2 separate regions of the Homo sapiens genome follow, and region 2 is linked to region 1. Evidence: chromatin loops called from intact Hi-C (ENCODE). Cell type or tissue: dorsolateral prefrontal cortex. All regions are shown on one strand. Links, peaks and the distances in the headings refer to the core of each region. The heading gives the core; the rest is flanking DNA. Region 1 overlaps MYH15 (myosin heavy chain 15). Region 2 overlaps CD47 (CD47 molecule).

Evidence for each region. Hi-C counts contacts between places; a loop is a spot of excess contacts. Peaks named below come from ENCODE experiments on the same cell type or tissue, not always from the same donor. Only the 100,000 strongest peaks of a DNase experiment are listed, where the experiment ranks them.
Region 2: it touches region 1 in a loop (2.4-fold over the local background); 8 of 110 quality-filtered maps call a loop at or near these places.

What each region holds. Positions count from the first base shown.
Region 1 is chr3:108,484,742-108,494,845 of GRCh38, forward strand. It overlaps MYH15 (myosin heavy chain 15), which reads right to left. Exons shown (of 41, transcript NM_014981.3): 8 at 8,373-8,436; 9 at 7,759-7,854; 10 at 1,682-1,785; 11 at 350-488. Among named protein-coding and RNA genes, the nearest start is that of MYH15, 21 kb to the right of the region's middle. In dorsolateral prefrontal cortex, for the core only: CTCF peaks have their summits at 5,142 (motif pointing right) and 5,341; a DNase peak (open chromatin) is centred at 2,410; H3K4me3 peaks cover 1,567 bases; H3K27ac peaks cover 2,176 bases.
Region 2 is chr3:108,039,372-108,049,475 of GRCh38, forward strand. It overlaps CD47 (CD47 molecule), which reads right to left. Exons shown (of 11, transcript NM_001777.4): 11 at 3,720-7,921. The coding sequence ends at 7,917. It overlaps LOC124906265 (a long non-coding RNA gene), which reads right to left and starts at 556. Exons shown (of 3, transcript XR_007095995.1): 1 at 1-556. In dorsolateral prefrontal cortex, for the core only: no CTCF peak of the experiment used is centred there; no DNase peak of the experiment used is centred there; H3K27ac peaks cover 2,105 bases.

The DNA.
Region 1 (10,104 bases), core at 868-8,867:
AGTGCTGGGATTACAAGCGTGAGTCACGGTGTCCGGCCATAATTTGTTCCTTTCTCTCATTGTTCTCAATAATCTATGTGCTAAAGGCATACTGTGTCTTAATTCTCCTTCACCCAAGTTTAGCAAATTGACTGGATCATCAATAATTATTGAGGAGTGCTTCTTATTCTGTGATAGGAGGATTCTACATTAGAATGGTAGTTGACAGAACCGTTTTTGAAGAACAGCAATCAAGGGAGACACTATTGATTAATTTTAAGTAAGAGATGAAGTTAACTGCAAGGTAAAGGGGAGCAGGCTTGGGCCCAGAGATTTGAAGTATATACCATATCTTCAAAGTAATTCTTACTTTCTGTGCCATCTGCTTCCAGTTGCTCTTCTCTAGGTTTCTGTTTAAATTTCATATTTCCAAAGTGCATGATGGCTCCAGTGAGTTTATAGCATCCATACTTCTCATCAGGAAGAAAGCCCAAGATGTCCATGGCTTGCTGTAAAAAGAGAAACAGATGGCCCTGTCTTCATTTGCTTAATGGCTGCAGTGAGCACCTCACCCCCGCTGTGTTACACCTCGGGCTGTGGGCTGAGGGGAATGAGACAGACAGCTCTGTTCAAAGCAATGCAAATCAGCCCTGTTGGCACTTGGTCACCCGCAGTCTGCTCATCCCTTTAAAAGAGAATTAGGAAGGCACAAGACTAGGCTTGTTTAGTTCCCAATAGTTTTAGAACTTTCCTTCAATGCCCTGCCTCTCTCTTGTTCCTTCCAGCAACAGATCACTAACTGGCTATATGAGGTCAATTATTTTGCCTTTCGTGGTTATGGCAGAAAGCACCATATCTGCTGAGTTGCTTGTTTCTGTGATCCCACAGGTTCTGACTTTATTCCAGAGGAGACACATTTCAAAGACTGGTGAAAAGAAAGGTTTAAGAAAAGCCACCTCACCATAAAATTGCATCCTAAGAATCCACTGCACAAGGTGTGCATTCTCATACACCCCAGGAGGGAAAAAATTGGTACAATCTTTCTAGTGGTTAATTTAGAATATGTACCAAGAGACTATAAAAAATTCATAATCCTTAGTATTTTCACTTCTAGGAATCTAGCATAAGGTGAATCTGATATACAGAAAAAGTGTTTAGCTACAGAGATATTCACCTCAGTGGGAGTGAAAAAAAACTTGAGTCTAACACTAAGAGAATAGCTCAATAAACAACAGGACAAATGCCTGATAAAATCTTAAGTATCCACTTAAATGTTTATGAAGAGTTCCTAACGATATTTGAAATGCTTAAACGATTAAACTGAGAAAGCAAATTCTATATGCCAAATGTCTATGCAGCATAATTACAGTCTTTTGGTAAAAAACAAAAAACACTAACATGACCATACAAAAGCAGCTGCAAATAGATAAAAACAGAATAAAAACTGTAAAGATATACACCAAATAAAAGAGATGTTTGCCATTGAGTTGAAATATCTTTCTACTTTTTCATAGCTTCCAAAGTTACTATATTGACAATGTGCAGTTTTCTCATAAATAAGTAAACTTTGGACAGAAGCAGCCCTACACCCCTACGGAAGCAAGACCACTTCTCTGGGTCCCTAAGAACAGAACTCTAAGATTCTGTCTTTCATTTCTCATTGCCATTACCAGATTTTGCTTTGACAACTAACAAGCCTTACTTCTGTGGCCAGCAATTCTTCAGCATCATCCAAGCTCTCCACAGTAACTGCTCCACAGGAGCAAAAGTGGAAGTCTGAGGGATTTGCAGATACCAGGAGCAGGTCTAGAGTGGGAAAACGATTCGTTAAACAGCTTAAAGAAATCTGCAAGGCCTTAGAAAATAATTGGTCAATATTCGCAGTTTAGTCTACAGTTTATATCATACTTGTAAACAAGCCAAAATAAAATCCATATTTTAGACCCAAACTTCTACAATCAATGTTTGCCCTCTATTAACTTGTCAGTCATGTGTTAATGCCTCCCAAGAGAAGACAGGCTGGCAAATTCAAAAAGCGGATTCAATTGCAGCAGTTTCAATTGGTGTAAAAAAAAACAAAAACAAACAAACAACAACAACAACAACAAAAAGACACGTAATGTGTGTTGGCAAAACTCTGAAAACAGGAATTTGGCCTAGATTTATGACTGAGGGCTGGAGGATAAAAGTATTTTGTAAAATTATAAGTAGAACAGACCTGAGCTTCAAAAGCTACGAAGCAGCCAGAAGCTGGGGTCAGCGCCCAGGGAACATTAGCAGGGCAACCCTGTCACATCACATCCTCGCTATTAGAGAACTGAGTCTGTCTTTCAAGGGATCCATAAATCAGCTGCTGTGTTCAGTGCTGCACCCTGATATGTCTAAGAGTCCTGACATGATTCACTTAGTCAGGAAACATAATCCAGGCTGAAGCAGAGGCAGGCTGTCAGCCGCGCATCATCAGCTGACTTGGCAGAATCACATTAACCTTTCACTGTCCAACACTTGCTCCCAGTGAAGTTTTTTTGAGCTGATCTTATTTTTCTATTTATTGCTCAATAAAGTGAAAATCGGTTATCTTGAACTCCAAATCTCAGAAACAAAGAAATTGGGCTACATAAATGTTCATAGCAGTTTTGTTAGAAAACAAGTCAAATAACCATCTGCAGTTGAATGGGTTAACAAACTGTTGTATATTCATACAGTGGATTATTATTCAGCAAACAAAGGAATAAGCTATAAATACGTGCTAGAACATGGAAGAATTTCAAAATAATTATGCTGGGTAAAATAAGCCTGACAAGAAGAATATACACTCTATGATTTTGTCTTTAAACATTCTAGAAAATGCAAACTAATCTGTGGTGACAGAAAGCATATTAGTGGTTACTTAGGGACTGGGGCTGGGAAAGGAGGGCTCCAATGAGTGAAAAGGGACAGGAGGGAGGTATTATAAAAGATCCAAGGACACTTTTGAAAGTATACATGCATTATGTTGATTGTGGTGACAGTTTCATACACACTCATATATATGTTAACACTTACCTGTTATATACTTAAAACACGTGCAGTGTACTTTAGGTGAAAAGAACATCAATAAATTTGTTTTATAAAACTTTAAAAATAAAATTGGCCTAGCTTAAATCCAGCAGAAGGTGAATATGTGTATTTTAATAAAAATATCCTGTAAAAATTTTTACAGTACTTGTTTTTGAAATGATTTTTATTTTTTAAATTGACAATTTAAAATTGTATATATTTATGGTGTACAACATGATGTTTTGATACATGTATACATTGTGGAATGGCTTATTCCAGCTAAGTAATGTATCTGTCATTTCACATACTTTTTTTTTTGTGGTGAGAATATTTAAAATCTACTCTGTTAGCCATTTCAAGTATATAATACATTGTTATTAACTATAATCACTATGTTGTACAATAGATCTTCTGAACTTATTCAACTTTTTTAGATTCTACATGGGTGAGATCATGTGGTATTTGTCTTTCTGTCCCTGCCTTATTTCATTTAGCATAATGTCCTTCAGGTTCATTCATGTTGCCATACTTGACAAAAATAACAAGATTTTCTTTCCTTTTCTTTTGAGGCAGGGTCTCATTCTGTCACCCAAGCTAAGGTGCAGTGGCATGATCACAGCTCACTGAAGCCTCAATCTCCCAGGCTCAAGTGATCCTCCCACCTCAGCCTCCCTAGTAGCTGAGACCACAGGTGTATGCCACCATGCTCAACTAATTTTTAAATTTTTTGTAGAAACGGGGTCTTGCTATGTTGCCCAGGCTGACCTTGAACTCCTGGGCTCAAGCAATCCTCCCTCCTGGGCCTCCCAAAGTGCTGGGATTACAGTCATGAGCTACCATACCCAGCCAAGATTTCCTTCTTTTTTTAAAGGCATAATAGTATCCTATTGTGTATATATACCACATTTTCTTTATCCAGTCATCCTTCATGGACACTTAGGTTTTTTCTCTATCTCGGCAATTGTGAACAATGCTGCATTGAACATGGAAGTACAGATACCTCTTCAGGATACTGAGTTCATTTCCCTTGGATGTATTCCCAGTAGTAGATGACTGGATCATATGGTAGTTCTGTTTGTAATCTTTTGAGTGACTTTCATACCATTTTTCATAATGACTGTAGTAATTTACAGTTGACTCAACAGTGAAAAAGGGTTGCCTTTTCTTCACATCTTTGCCAACATTTGTTATCTCTTGCCTTCTGATAGTAAGACAATATCTCATTATGGTTTTTGCTTTGCATTTCCCTGATGATTATTGATGTTGAGGCTTTTCTCATAGACCTGTTGGCCATTTGCATGTCTTCTTTGGAGAGATGTCTGTCAGGTCCTTTATCCATTTTTTAATCCAGTTGTTTTCTTGCTATTGAGTTGAGTTCTTTATATATTTTAGATATTCAGCCCTTATAAGATGTACAGTTTGCAAATATTTTTTCCTGTTCATTCAGTAGATTCTCTCTTGATGATGCACAATTGTTGTATACTTTATGAAGTGAATACACAGGGTTGAGGCCAAATGTCAAGGATTCCAGGACGGAAGGACCTCTTGGTCACTTACCATCACTCCTGGAATTTATACACTAGTTGAATAGCAAGAATAGACACAATAAATAAATAGAAAGAAAAAAAGTCAAAAGAAAAAGAGGAGAAAAGGGAAAATATATGTAGGACCAAGCTATACAGACGGCAGTAAGAACTAAGGATTTTGAATGAGCCCTGTCCAAAAGAACTGAAGAAATGAGCCTTAGCTATGCCTGGAACAAGGGTCAGATATAATTGAGAGCAAAGGAGTGAAGGGGTGCTCATGGCCATGTAGAGGTCAAATAGGGGCTGGCTCTGAGGTAACATGTCACCTCATTTCCTTCGCTCCTTCAGTGGGTGACCAGCCTCTCTGCTGTGATTTCCATACCCAATTCTTTTGTAGTATGGACAAATCCTCATATTTCAGGATATGTGGACATCATCCTCATATCGTTAAGATATGCCCTCTTGTATTAAGCCTCAGGATACTCTGAAGCTCTTCTTTAGCAAACATGGATGGTAAGAGTTCCAGATCATCTTTTAAAATGTCCCCCAAAAGGACAATGGGTGCTAAAACAGGTAGACTGACAATACCCAATTTGGACCACCAGATGTCAGACTTTGCACAGTAATCAATCTCAGCAACCCCCAAAGACCGAAGAAGATAAATGAACTCAGGATAAGCATGCATTTTCCATAGCAGCCCAAAGGCATCAGATGCTTCTATTAGTAAACAGAGTTGCTCTGAAAATAATCTTGCAGTCTCTGCTGGTACCCACATTAGATCTTACGTGTCAGTTGCTCTATACCATCCAGAAACACATGTCAAGAGTGTTAGATTTGATAGGACTAATCAATGGAAGATCAAAAAAAATCCTGTTCCAGGTTGAGGTGGAGAGAAGGTGGGGAGGAGAATACGTGCTGCTTACATGACACCAATTACATCTATGGCAAAAATAATTGTCTCGTTTGCAGAGCTTTCCCCATTTGGTAAGGGTACTTTAAAAACCAAGTAGTCAAAACACTGCTAGATTTATACCATACTTAGTCTAAGCATAATGGACTGGGAGAATTGTTCCCATCAGTTTACTAGCCTGGATCTGTAATCTTACCCTATGTCCACTTCTGTGGGAGCATTGTTGTCCTCAAAGGCTTACCTCAAATGCAATACCTCGGAAATCAAATCAGCGTGTAGTTCTCCCCTTCCAATGACTTCCTATGCCACTTTAAATGGTCTGCCATGGCCTGCAATGCACTGCATGGTCTGGCCCCTGCCTATTTTACCCTACGTTACCCTCTCTACTCTACCACCCACAGTGGCCATTTTGCTATTCCAAGAATAAATCAAATGCATTATTGCCTCAGGACCTTTGTACTCACTGTTCCCTCCTCCTGGGATTTTATTCCTGGAAATCTTTGCCTACTTGCTCCCTTACTCATTGAGGTGTCTGCAAAGAATGTTGTCTTTTCAGAGAAATTCCCTGACAATTTCATCTAAAATAGAACTATCCACAACCCTACCAAACCCCATTTCTTTCTGTCCCCTCACTGTACTTTATTGTTCTTTATAGACCTGCCATATAACCTACAAAGAAATTAGATCATGGTTTTTTTTTTTTCTTTTTTGAGACAGAGTCTCACTCTGTTGCCCAGGCTAAAGTGCACTGGCACATTCTCAGCTCACTGCAACCTCCGCCTCCTGGGTTCAAGTGATTCTCCTGCCTCAGTCTCCTGAGTAGCCAGAATTACGAGCACCTGCCACCATGCCTGGCTAAGTTTTGTATTTTTCGTAGAGACTGGTTTTTACCATGTTAGCCAGGCTGGTCTCAAACCCCTGACCTCAAGCAATCCATCTGCCTCAGTCTCCCAAAGTGCTGGGATTACAGGTAGGAGTCACCACGCCCAGCCTAGATCATGTATTCTTTACTCATTTGTTGCCTGTCTTCCATACTAGACTATAAGCTCATATGGGCAGAGGCCTGTCTACCTCGTTCACCACTGTACCCCCTATGATTAAAAAGCAGTGCCTGGTGTACACATAGCAGCTCCATAATAAATATTTGTTGAATAAATACATGAAATTCATTCCCTTATTCCACATTTTTTTTCTTATTTTATGTTTATGGCACTATCATTCTCCTAATCAAATCACAAAACTTGGGGATATTTTTGACTGACTCATCACTCTTCCTCATTCTTACATTCAGTCTCTACCAAGACCTGTCTATTCTTCCATGCATCTATCCCTTTTCCCCCACCCTTCCATTCTCAGACACTCTCTTAGATCACTGTCTTGTCATCTCATACTGGGACATTTGCAATCCCTTCCATCCAAGTCTCTGCCTCCACACCATCCTGCCCATTACCAGCTTAATCGTCCCAAACACTGCCTTCAATAAATCATGACCTCCTATTGCCGCACCCCCCACAACACACTTGCTCTGCCAACTCCCTGAGTTCAGAAACCATCGGAATAAAATCTCCACTATTCCTCTGTGCAAACCTTTTCCTTTAATCAACCTGGTCTCTCTGTTCCCTGCTCCTGCTTTGCCCTTTCCCAACATTGTGTACACTCTTCCTCCTACCAGAAGTAGCCTCCACTCTTCACTTTGTCTGACTGAATCCCCTTCCCATTCTTCATATCCCAACCTAAATTCCCCTTCTTTATAAAACTCCCTGAGCCAGACACGGTGGTTCACACTTGTAATCCCAGCACTTTGGGAGGCCAAGGTGGGAGGATTTCTTGAGGCCAGGAGCTTGAGACCAGCCTGGCCAACATGGTGAAACCCCATCTCTATTAAAAAAGAAAAAAGAGAGAAAACTCCCATTGACCACCACACACTATGATGCTATTTCCCTCCCCTGGTCCTTATCTATACCACCCATGTAGCTCTAATTAAGGCCTTAAATTAATGCTTTTATACACACACACACACACACACACACACTCACTCACCTCTGCTGGGCATCCTACCCATTTCCAAATACTCTGCTTCTTTTTGCTACCAAATTGAAAAAGAAGTGTTGCTATTTACTGTCTGTCCATATAAAATTATACAACACTAGTTCTATAATTGATTCAATTCCCTAAGTTTTAAGGATGAATATACTGAGGTCTAAATAGGCTAAGAAACTTACCGAATAACACTTTTTCATCCCCCAAATATGACTTATTTTTCTTGTTTTGGAATAACCCTAAGCTCCAGAATCCTACACTTACCATGAAGCTCTTTTTGTCCAGATAGAATTTGATAGAATATGTGGTAGTTCCTCTCTCCAGCCTGCTGGAAAATCACCCTGGACTTTTCAAGCAAATCTGGATGATGAGAAATGAATAAAAATTCATACTTAGGCATTCTTGCAAAATGTAGAAGAAAAGTAATCAGGCTGAGCGCAGTGGCTCACAACTGTAATCCCAGCATTTTGGGAGGCCAAGGCAGGAGAATCACTTGAGGCCAGGAGTTTGAAAACAGCCTGTGCAACATAGTGAGACCCCATTTCCACAAAGAAAAATTTTTAAAATTAGCTGGGCATGGTGGCACATGCCTGTAGCTGCAGCTACTTGAGAGGCTGAGGTAGAGGATTGCTTGATCCCAGGAATTCGAGGCTGCAGTGAGCCATGATCATGCCACGGCACTCCAGCCTGAACAACAGAGTAAGACCCTGTCAAGAAAGAAAAGAAAAGAAGGAAGGAAGGGAGAAAAAGAACGAGAGAGAGAGAAAAGGAAAGAAAGAAAGAAGAAAAGGAAGGAAGGAAGGAAGGAAGGAAAGAGAAGGGAAGGGAAGGAAGGGAAGAAAAGAAAAAAGTAATCAGACAGTGCAATGACTACTTACAGATATCAATGTCCACAGATGACAGCATGCCTCTGGCACCAAAGTGCATCCTGATGAATTTGCCCTAGTGTGGACACAGAACACAGTCAGACACAAAACACAGTTTCCTATTCACATTTTCCAAGCACTTGCAATGGCTTCATTATATGTAACTCTCAAAAGGACTACTTCCCCAGAAGTAAAAAACAAACAAAAAAAAAAAAGAAAGAAAGAAAAGAAAAGAAGAGAAAAATGCAATGTGGGTTTGAGATGAGACAGCACCAGCTAATATCTGGAGGAAGCCAGAATGATTGTCAGGACTAGCAGTGGTTCTGGCTTGTAGCCCCAAATCTGCTGATTGCTACCTGTGTATTCTTGTGGGCATTGTGAAATCTCTCTGGGCCTCACTGTTCTTATCTAAAGATGAGAAAAATATTTCCTCAGCATATTTGTTTATTCATGCAACAAACATTCATTGAGCATCTACTAAGATCCAGGTAACCTTCTAGGCACTGGAGATACCGCACAAAAAAAATAGACATGGCCCCTACCCTCATGAATCTTATAGTCTACTGGATAAGCAGCTACTGCAACAGCTCTGACATAAAATCACAAGAAAAGCCAATATCTTAGAATTTAGAAAGTCAGAGAAAGGGGGGGCATAAAATGGAGTCGAAGAGGTAGACAAACTCCATATCATCTAAGCCATGTAGAACACGGGAAAGGGTAGAGTTTTATTTTATGTGTGCTTGGGAGACATTGTAAGGTTTTAAGCAGAGGAGTGATGTGATCTAATTTATGTTTCATAGCACACCTTGGCATAAATAATAGACGGGCACCCTTTCTTCCTTATCAGTGAAAAGTCATAAGGCAGGATCTAGAGGGGCAGAAATGCTGTCCAGAGGTGCCAGTGCCCATGTCAGAATGCCAGATGCAGCTGAGGAGGTGGCACCATCTGGTGGCAGCTAGAGCCTGTGGGATCAGGATGCTGGAACAGGGAGGAAGACAGCCTGGGGGAGGCTGGCCCATGCCAGGAAGGCATCAGGGCAGGACAGCAGCCTGGCAAGAAGACGTGAGTGGCTCTGTACAGGGGGATCAAACTAGTACATTAAAATATGTAGGACAGTGGGAGTCACACACACAAACATACATGTATATATACCCATACACACAAACATGCAAGTAAATATGTATGTGTGCACATACACATATACAGAAGTATATGTATACATACCTATTTAGTATTAATTGAAAATTTTAACCCAGATTTCTTGATTTTTTTGAACTCCTTTTTCTTTCTCTCTTCTTTCTTTCCTTCCATTTATCCATCTTCATGTTTATTTTTCTCCTCTACTTCTTTCCTTCTATCTTTCCAACTTTTCTCTCCTTTCTGTTCTCTTTCAATTGCTTTCTTTTCTTTAAGGCAAATTCCTACTCTGTTACCCAGCAGGAGTGTAGTGGTATCATCATAGCTCATTGCAGCCTCAAACACCTGGGTTCAGGCCATCCTTCAGCCTCAGCCACTTGAGTAACTGAGACTACAGGTGCGCACCACCACTCCAGGCTAATATTTTTATTTTTAGTAGAAACAAAGTCTCACTGTGTTATCCAGGCTGATCTTGAACTTCTGGGCTCAAGTGATCCGCCCACTTCAGCCTCCCAAAGTGCTAGGGTTACAGGCATGAGCCACCACACCTGGCTATCTTTCTTTTTACCTGATGTTCTTCGCTTTCTTCCTTTTATTTTTTTCCTT
Region 2 (10,104 bases), core at 1,029-9,028, 450 kb before region 1:
GAACGCCGCTTTTCTCAGTGTGAAGACACCTGGCCCAAACAGGGCACTTTAAACCCTTTGAGGAATAAGATGGAGTCATATAAATAAGTAACTGGCTCAGGTGAGGACCCACTGGCAACCTGGCCTCATTAGCACTGTTAAAGCAACAGAGTCGTCTCCCTGGAGGCTCTGTCACACACGAAACATCTGTTCTGGGGCCTTTCTGTCACCTTATGACTGCTCTGGAGAATCCCAGTTGCTTCTGAGGAGAAGACAGAGAGCCTGTTGGTCTCCGTACTGAGTCTGATCTATCCACACAATAAAGAAAAACAATTCTACCCAGAGGCCCTAGGATAAGCTGTGGGAAACTAGTCCAGCCAAGCCCTTCAGCGAAGGTTTTTCTGGAAGAATGTATTTAATACTTTTCCAGAGATATAAAAAGAATACAAGAATATTTAATTTTACTTGGCTGGGCGCGGTGGCTTACGCCTGTAATCCCAGCACTTTGGGAGGCCCAGGCAGGTGGATCACCTGAGGTCAGGAGTTCAAGACCAGCCTGGCCAACATGGTGAAACCCTGTCTCTACTAAAAATGCAAAAATTAGCCGGGCATGGTGGCAGGCACCTGTAATCCCAGCTACTCAGGAGGCTGAGGCAGGAGAATCGCTTGAACCTGGGAGGCAGAGGTTGCAGTGAGCTGAGATCCTGCTATTGCACTCCAGCCTGGGGGACAAGAGTGAGATTTCATCTCAAAAAAAATAAATAAATAAAAAATAAATTTAATTTTACTATAGTGTTTTTGAAAAAACTTAAAAAAAATTTTTCAGTATAACTTCAAGGATAATTCTTTTAGGCAATTAATAAATGCCCCATCTTCTATCATCATCAACTTAAAGCAGAAAGGTTCCATAATTTTCTGACAACTTTCCTTGAGCAGAAATGAGAAAAACTGATTTTTGTGGATGTTTTCAAACATATTCCCGCACAGGATCCATGGTAATCTTTTCTGTTCCATGGAGTAATAGTCGTTAGCAGACAATTCCCACTGATAGCTAGGCATATAGCTAAAGACAGGAAGAGACATGGGCTCTACTGAATCCATGATAATCAAATTTAAAAACCTAAGATATGTATCTAACCAATTCAATTGTGAGAAGTGAATACTTGATAGTATTGCAATAAACAAAGGTTTACTCAGGTTACCAAACATATAGAACTTGCACAAGTGACAATTATAAACATCACATTCCAAAAACGTTTGGTTGAGCTGTGGATGGAAACTTCCCAGAGAATAAGGAGCATTCCTAGAATGAGCTGCCTGGGAGGCAGGGGCTGGAGGCAGCCGCCACAGGGCTCTCATCCCATGTGGTGGGGCCGCTAGTCCTACAACTGCTGGAGGAGGAGGCTGCAATGGTAGGGAGAGCAAAGGTTCCAGTTGTTCCCAGTTAGCATGCCAGAGACATATTTCCCCACAGAATCTGTGACATATATGATGACTGGTAGAGACACAGGACACAGGTCCTGTGGACCTGTGCAGGTCCACTCTGCCCACAGTGCAGCTTAACTACAACACCCTCCACAAACAGTATTTTTAATAAAAATGAGCAAAACTTAGAGAGCTCCATGAAAGACATATTCCATGCTTTGTTATTTTAATTATTATTATTATTTTTTGAGAAAGGGTCTCGCTCTGTCTCCCAGGCTGGAGTGCAGTGCTGTGATCATGGCTTCCTGCAGCCTCTATCCAGGGCTCAACCGATCCTTCCACCTCAGCCTCTCAAGTAACTGAGACTATGGGTGCCCACCAGCACCTCCAGCTATTTTTTGTATTTTTTGTAGAGACAGGATTTTGCCACATTGCCCAGGCTGGTCTCAAATTCCTGGCTTCAAGCAATCCACCCACCTTGGCCTCCCTAAGTGCTGGGATTATAGGCGTGAGGAAGTGTCTGGCATGTGTTATAAACAATACATTAAAATTTTTCAAATAATCCATTTGTTTAGAAAGTCAAACCACTTACAGGCTGTTAGTTTAATCTTGAAGAATTTCTTAGGCAACCCAGAGAAAATTAGGAAGCAACATTATAGTTTTGTTTTTTATTAAGGGAGGCCTATGATCAGATAAGATTATTTTCAGTAGAGGCTTCCAGAAAGCCTGTCCATTAAGTGAGCAATGGTAGCAATATTGCAGTCTGGCTTCAAAACTGACATAAAATTGCTGTCTTTAGACTTACAAATCAATTCTGTCCAAACTGGACTTCTTACCAAGCATTTCTCATCATCCAGATTTGGAAAATATGCCTAGTCTTTCACAACTGGCTATCATCAGAGCTGAAAAGTTGCTGCCTGCTATTCAAGTGATTAAATAAATACTTGCTAAGTATATAAGAGTTCTAATCATTAAGTCCATTATTCTATATAGTCATAGATACATAAAATAACCAGGCCAAGTATCCATAACTTAGGGGTAAATACTTCATTTCCCTCTGATTTGGTGAATGGGTACTTAGTATGAAGCTTACAAAAAATAAAGATTACTTCTAACACCAAACACTGCCAATTGGGCTTAAATCTCTGAGCCACTGGTAAAACCATGTCTTACCTGCATAGTGTTACCATATCCATTATTTTCTAAAGCTATCAAAGCTAAGGCCTTGAGGCAGAAAGGTGCTGCACCAAAATGAAATTCAGTTGCGTTTGGAAGCCTACCCCTCCGTGGGAGTTCAATCAGGTTGAGTACAGTTCTGTGCTGCACAGAGCAGCTTTCAGTGCAGGAGGCAGGCCATTAAATGCTTTCTGAACTCCATTAGTTACCCCTGCTGAGAGTGAAAAGTTCTCGTAAGTGCATAAAATTTAAATTGCCTATGAGGTAAGAACGAGACGGTATTTTGCTGCCAAATATTATTGTCTGTTCAAATGGTCTACGATCACACATATAATGCAGAATCATAGAGTACAGACCTGAAGGAATGAAGCGTTGACTAGGAATACTGTGCCCCAAATCAAATGACATCTCATCATCTGGAAAGACCCCCAGAGTTTTCTTCAGGTGAACTTCCCCCCGGCCTGGCACCTCCAGCCAGGTACATGTGCTCAGATGGAGCCCAGCACCTCCACTCCAGTCTAGACTCGGGACTCAGCCAGGCCCGATCAGAGCGCCAGAGACACTTGGCCTCAGTGACTGAAGGAGGCATGGCACGTGACCCAGTCAGAGCACCGAGGTGAGGTGCAACCCAAGGTGGACAGGACTATTAAGAGAGAGACATGCGCTCTTTTTTACCCCTCTACTCTCCCTGAACCTGGAAGAAAATGGGTTTGGGATTGCAGCTTGCCATTTGCCATCACAGGAACCTGGGAGAGTAAAGCCACACGAAGGACAGTGAAGCTGAGAACTGGCAAGATATTGTGTCCTTATGACACTTTTTGGAGGCCCAGGATCCAGCTGTGTGTCTGAATTTTCAGGTTATGTTAGCCAATAGATCCCATTTTTCTTAGATTTAAGTTTTCTTTCACTTGTAATCAATAGTCCTAACTGATAATTAAAATGGAGAACCATACATTTCAGTCTTGAAGAGACTTATCTCATTCTACAGGCAGAGACGGACACTGAGATCCAGGGAAGTAGCTTTCCCAGGTCCTCTGCTAGCTGGTAGTGTAGCCAGGACTAGCACCCAGGTCTCCTGCTTTCTCATGTGATGTTTTCACTGCACCATGGAGAAAATTAAAAAATAATTATGAAACACATTGGACTGATTTAAAACTTTTAATTAAAACTCTGCTCTAATTAAAAGCTTATTGGGTATTATACTCAAAAAATTCATAATTAATATTTTAAATCATTCTTTACATTGTTACCTAGAATATAAGCAACTTAAAAATACATTAATAAATTAAATTTTTCAGAAATGTGCTTGTGGTCTGCTGTAGCAGCAATAGAAATAGCCCAACAAAATAGCTTAAAATGTTTTATTAAGTATATATAATATTACAGGGTAATATTTACAAAGTTATGTTTTTTTTTAAATAAAAAAGTACCTTGGCAAAGATTGCAGATATTCAAAGCTTTAAACAGTGATAAATTGATTTAATACATATAAAAAAAAAAACCTTTAACGGTAACACAGCTGTAAAACAACTTTGGTCTTCAAATCACTGCAAAAAAATGGCTACTGACAAATAGCACACCTTTAATTGCTATGCAAAAAAGCTCCAAGAGAGGATCTTGCACATAGCAACACTGGAGTTCTCTTTATTTAGAATGGTTAATAGATATTTATACGATGTGGGATCTAATTCTCAACAATGGCTTTTTGTAAATAATGCTCCATTTAATAAAAACAAAATGTTTTCTTCTCTCACCAGTCATGATAACAACACTTTTAAGATTTAAGATGTTGTCTTACAGAGGAGCTTAGTACAAATGCTTTCTTTTTTTCAAAAAGAGAAATTTATGAGAAAGCTGGTCTTCAATGATCTTAATTAAGAACTGTCAAAGCTAAAGGCAGAAAAACTGCCTGGTCACTCACTGCTCATCTCTTCAAAGTTACCTGGATTATCCCTATTAGTCACTGAAAATGACCTAACAAAGGACCCCAGCAGGTGATGGCAGTTAGTAATTTTAAAATATGACACAAGTAAAACTGTTTATAAAAAAATCCCTCAACCAAATAAAATACAATAAAAAATAAACGGTTGCCCGACAATCATTTCTCCAGTTTCCAACAACAGGTAAATTAAGGAGTATGTGTTTCCATACATACACCACAGATCCCCATTTTTGAATACCCATTTTAAGACAAGAGAAACCTAGAAGGTTGATTACAGCTTAATTTTTATTACTGAGATGGAGGAGTAAACTTATCGTGTTTTGAGCTTTGTTAGTGCAAATAACAATTTGGTGGTCACTTACTAAATTGACTATAGCATCCTGAAAAAAGAAATATTTCCAATTACGGGATAGCCCTGTTATTTTAATTCTGACATTCTTAGGGATTTAAACAGAATGGACCTGGAGTTTCCAGGAGAAAAATAATCACCTTTGAAGGTTTTTAGAGCATGTGAAATTAGTCAAAAAAAAAAAAAAAAAAAAAAAAAAAAAAAACAAAAAAAAAAAACAGAAAGAAAGAAAACTCTCAAGCTCACCCTATTAAAAAGTGATAAATCTAAATACAGCCAACTCTCAATCATTTAACTTATGTACCTAGCTTCTGATGTATGCAAAACACTGCAGGAAGAGAGAATGAAAGAAAGAAAAGCTCTAGCTATAGAAGGAATTTTAAAATCAAGGAGAAGAGCAAGGCCAAAAAACTAATAGAACTAAGCAGAGATGCATAAAGTACTATAGGAATGGTAAGTTAAGAGACAAAAGAGCAGCTACACAGATGAAGAGGAACTGCAAAGGAGAATGTTTTGAAGGAGAAGACAAATAGAATTTGGCAAAAGTAGCTGGAAAGGTTGTTGCAGAAAAGGACAAATGGTGTCACTGTGAGAACACACAATAAATAAAACTGAATGGAAGAGTCAACAGCAGAAACTGGGATCAGGGAGTAAAAAGCATATTATGGGACAAAACAGATACATGATGTGCAAAACACTGTCTGCAATTTAAATGTGATGTGATGGAATTTGGGAGCCATTACAAATCTGATTTAAAGAGAAGGAACTGGCCCAATGATGCCCAAGCAGGAGGACTCCTGCTTCTGTGGTCACTTATCCAGAGAAGCTGACAACTAGTGAGAGCAAGAGTTGGTTTCATCTGGCATTTCCCCCACTATCTCTGGTGGCATTGTCTAGGGCAGTGAATGCCTCAAAAGGCAGGCAGCATTAAAGAGAACACAATGGATGGATGAGATCCAAGAGCGAACCCCAAATAAATGAGAGTTTACTACATATTAAAAGGTACAACTTTAGTTTATAAAAAATTTTACTATAAAGATTTTCATACCTTTTCTAATAGGAGCTTGGATCTTTTTCAAGTCCATCTGCTTTTCCCTCCTTTCATCAAAACTGATTTTTAAAGTAACAAACTAGGTTAGCAAAATGTAAATATTTTCAGAAGGAAAAAGTGCTGCAGGAGCCATCAGATTTGTATAAAGGAATACAGCTCCCTCTATATATGTTATTATTTTGGACAGCTACACAATCAAGGAAGAATATACATGTGTGTATATACATACGTATATATAGATATACGTATATATTTGTGTATACATATTTTTTTTTTCAAGAAGAGCTGTCTTGCTAGTATGCTCAGTTTTCTGAGAGGCCTCAGCAGGTCATAAATTTAGGTTTGCCATGGGCAAACTACTTGGTCCCAACATGAAATATGACAATCAATTTGGCATAAAAGAGGCACACGGGAACATCTGATGGACTAAGAAATAACTATTATTAATGCAACTACAAATATGAATATCTTATTACACAAACAGGAAGAATTACGTATTTTTACAGGGTATTGGTGAGCAGTCAAAAAGCGTGGCAAATTACCTAGAAGTTTTAAAAGTTTTAAGTGATCAAATATTTGCATCAAATATAATTCCACCCAATAAAGAACTTTGTATTTAAATGTTTTTACTAAAAGCACAAAATTAACCTTTGCTCTCCTGTAGGTACCCCACCTTTGTCCATACAGAAGATGCATGTGCCTATCTCATACGTATGCACATACAAACACACATCCACAAACAGGTAAAAAACGAATGCTAAAAGTCTAAAAGTACTCCAGGCGATCACAACTGTCAGAACATTAATTTTCTTCTAACCAGGATAGGAAATGTGGGTTTTGTTTACTTTTCAATCATAGGGGAAGGGGAGTACGAGGCAGGACTACAGGAGGAAGGTGATGAATGTTTATCATGCAACATAGATACAACAGTAATAAATCCCCATTCAAGGGCTGGCCTGTTGGCCTGATGGTGACACACATTTTGTTGCCATGCAGGAGACTCATAGTTCAAATTTCAATCTTGCTTTTTTCATGCCCCAGATCAGAAAAGAAGTGAAGAAACACTGTAGATTTTTGCCTTCAAATCAGAGGAAGGGAATACATATGTTACAACCATAGCTATTTTTGCTGAAAAGTGTGAACACAGTGCTCTGAGAACAAGTCTGGCTCCTTCCTGCAACTGGTGCTACCGTGTCACTAGACCATGTTCAAAGAGGAGAAAAGGTGCTACATCTTGTACAGCAGAAGCAAGTAACAGGAGGACAAGACAGGGTTTCAAGGGGTTATGTGAATAAAAGGAAAACATATCCATCAATAAAAGTACCCTAAATCTGGGAAGGACCTGTTACACTGTTTGTTGAAGGGGGAATGTGGGAATGGCAACCCCCAAGAATGAGGACCACTATCTCCATCAATATCACATCATACGGAGATCATACAAGATGCTCCCAACCAAATTCCTGCCTGTACTTAATTTATTATTCCATTGACCCAGAAGTGGCAGACACCTCTCAGCTAATGCCATACTGCCATAACTGCCCAAAGCTGCTGTGAACCTGAGTTGGCAAAGGTTTGATGGAAGCCACTGGTTTTCATAGATATCTCTGGGTAATCACCAGGGCAGTGCTAAGTAGTTATCACCCTGAACCAATTTAAACTGGTTACCTAGAGGCCAGAGGCCCTAGGACCTGAAAGGCATCATTCTTGGAAATTGTCCATTCTACTATTGCCCCTAATTGATTAAAAATAACAACAAAAAACTGGATCTCAATTGGGCAAACAACATAGATCATAATTATTTTATTAACTAAATTACAGCTGCTTTGAATAAAAACTTAACTAACAATCACGTAAGGGTCTCATAGGTGACAACCAGTTACTTTTCTTGTTTCTTCTCCCCAACAGTGAATCATCAAGGCCATGGTGCTTAAACACAAGTGTATTCCTTTCACGTCTTACTACTCTCCAAATCGGAGTCCATCACTTCACTTCAGTTATTCTGGAAAATTGAAAAATGAACACATAATCACTATTCGTGTCTATTTTCTATCCATTAAAAAGTTGACACATTAAAAAAAGTTTCAGATATATAGTATCTAAAAATTAAGAAAATAGACCTGCAAAGGTCAGAGACAGAAACCAGGCAAATCATTAGCCTTTTTAATTTCAGTAAGAAAAAGGCCAATGCCAAATGAAAGTAAAAAATCAACAGAGTCTGATAATCTCTGTTTGCTGGGTTGGCTGAGGAAAAGCCAAGAGATGTTGATTTTTCAAAGCAAAAGATGTTGATCCTAGAATAATATTCTATAATATTCACTTTGGATCTCCATCATTCATTTAATGTAAGTAAAATAAACATCTGATCAGCTGTAGATGAAAGAGAAAAATGGTACTGACTCTGATCCCTAGGAAGCACCCTGAACCTCATTCATTGACAAGGCAGACATACTGTAAGCAATAAGCAGTTGTCAGTGGGAAGTACCCACCAGCCAGACATTTTAAAAACAAATTCTGATCAGCTGAATATTAGCAAAATTAAGAGAATCTTGAAGATCATCGTAGATTTCATCACAAATATTCAAGGCAAAACTGTTTTACAATATTTCCTGATGCAGTAGTTTAAAAAAGTCACATCTTAAGAGAAATTAACAAAGGAAGAGGCACTCAAGATTCTTAGATTGCTTTCCTGAAAATGGAGAAAAGTTTAGTTTCTTCATACAGCTACAGAACAATGACACCACCAAGGAAAAGGAAAGGACATAGAAATTAAAAAAAAAAAATAGGACATCAGAATGTAAACATGAACAAACCATGCCACAATTCCTGGAACAAACCATGCCATGCCACAGTTACCAGAACAAACCATGGTCACAATTCCTGGTACTAGTCATTTTATGTTTTGTTATGTCTTTTAACTTATTCCTGTGAACTATAGTCTTTTTTAGGAGGGTAATGGCTTATATAACAAGACATGCTTTTAAAGGCTGTGACACAAACATACAAAAGTAGGATCATTCTGTGACTCCATGCTGAATACACGTTGTTTTAAACTTTGTTCACCAATGCATGACTGGAGTGTTTTTTTTTTTTTTTTTTTTTTTTTTTTCTTGAGACGGAGTCTTGCTCTGTCACCCAGGCTGGAGTGTAGTGGCACGATCTTGGCTCACTGCAAGCTCTGCCTCCCGGGTTCACGCCATTCTCCTGCCTCAGCCTCCCAAGTAGCTGGGACCACAGGTGCCCGCCACCATGCCCGGCTAATTTTTTGTAGTTTTAGTAGAGACGGGGTTTCACCGTGTTAGCCAGGATGGTCTCGATCTCCTGACCTTGTGATCCGCCCGCCTCGGCCTCCCAAAGTGCTGGGATTACAGGCGTGAGCCACCGCGCCCGGCCGACTGGAGTGTTTTTAATCTTATGCAAATATTAATGACACTTGGGGGGAATATAGCTTCCTGAGTTAAATGCTGCACTTTGCTACAGAAGAGGGCAGGTAAGGTCACAGACTTTAAAACAGTAAAATATAAAGCAAACTATTTACATGACCGAGGAGTGATTATAAATATCAAAGGTAAGAAGACATTTTTTGATAAGATAAAAACATAAACATAATTACTAAATGCCAACAAAACTGAGGAATCATAATATGTTAAGGTAAAACCAAAATAAATGCTTGTAGCACTCAATATCTCAAACCTATGTATCTTTAAGAACAAATATATTTCTTTGAAATATTCTATAAAGATTAGAAGTTATTAGCCCAGAGTTCTTAAAAAAAAAATGGAAGCAAAAGCTGAGGACGAAACATCTCTCTCTCTCTCTCTCTCTCTCTCTCTCTCTCTCTCTCTCTCTCTCTCAACCTCTCTCTTTAATCATCTCCCAAAAGGTTAGAACCAAGCTCCTGATTGGAAAAGCAGAGATGTTAAGTCCCCATGGGTTAAATGCAACAAAATCACCAACACAAGCATAAAAGAAACTCTGTCAAAATGATAAAGATTTGTGCCAGATTATTTATGTGCCTTATAAAAGGCATCTTAAAGTTACAGTCACCAGACACGGAATCTGAAAAACATTTTACAAAAAGTGGTAATTTCTCTTTGCTGGGAGCCATATGACTGGAGTCTGATTCGTGACACCCTACAGTTTTTACAGTAGTAGTTTTGCAATTTTTAGCAAAGTAGATTTAAG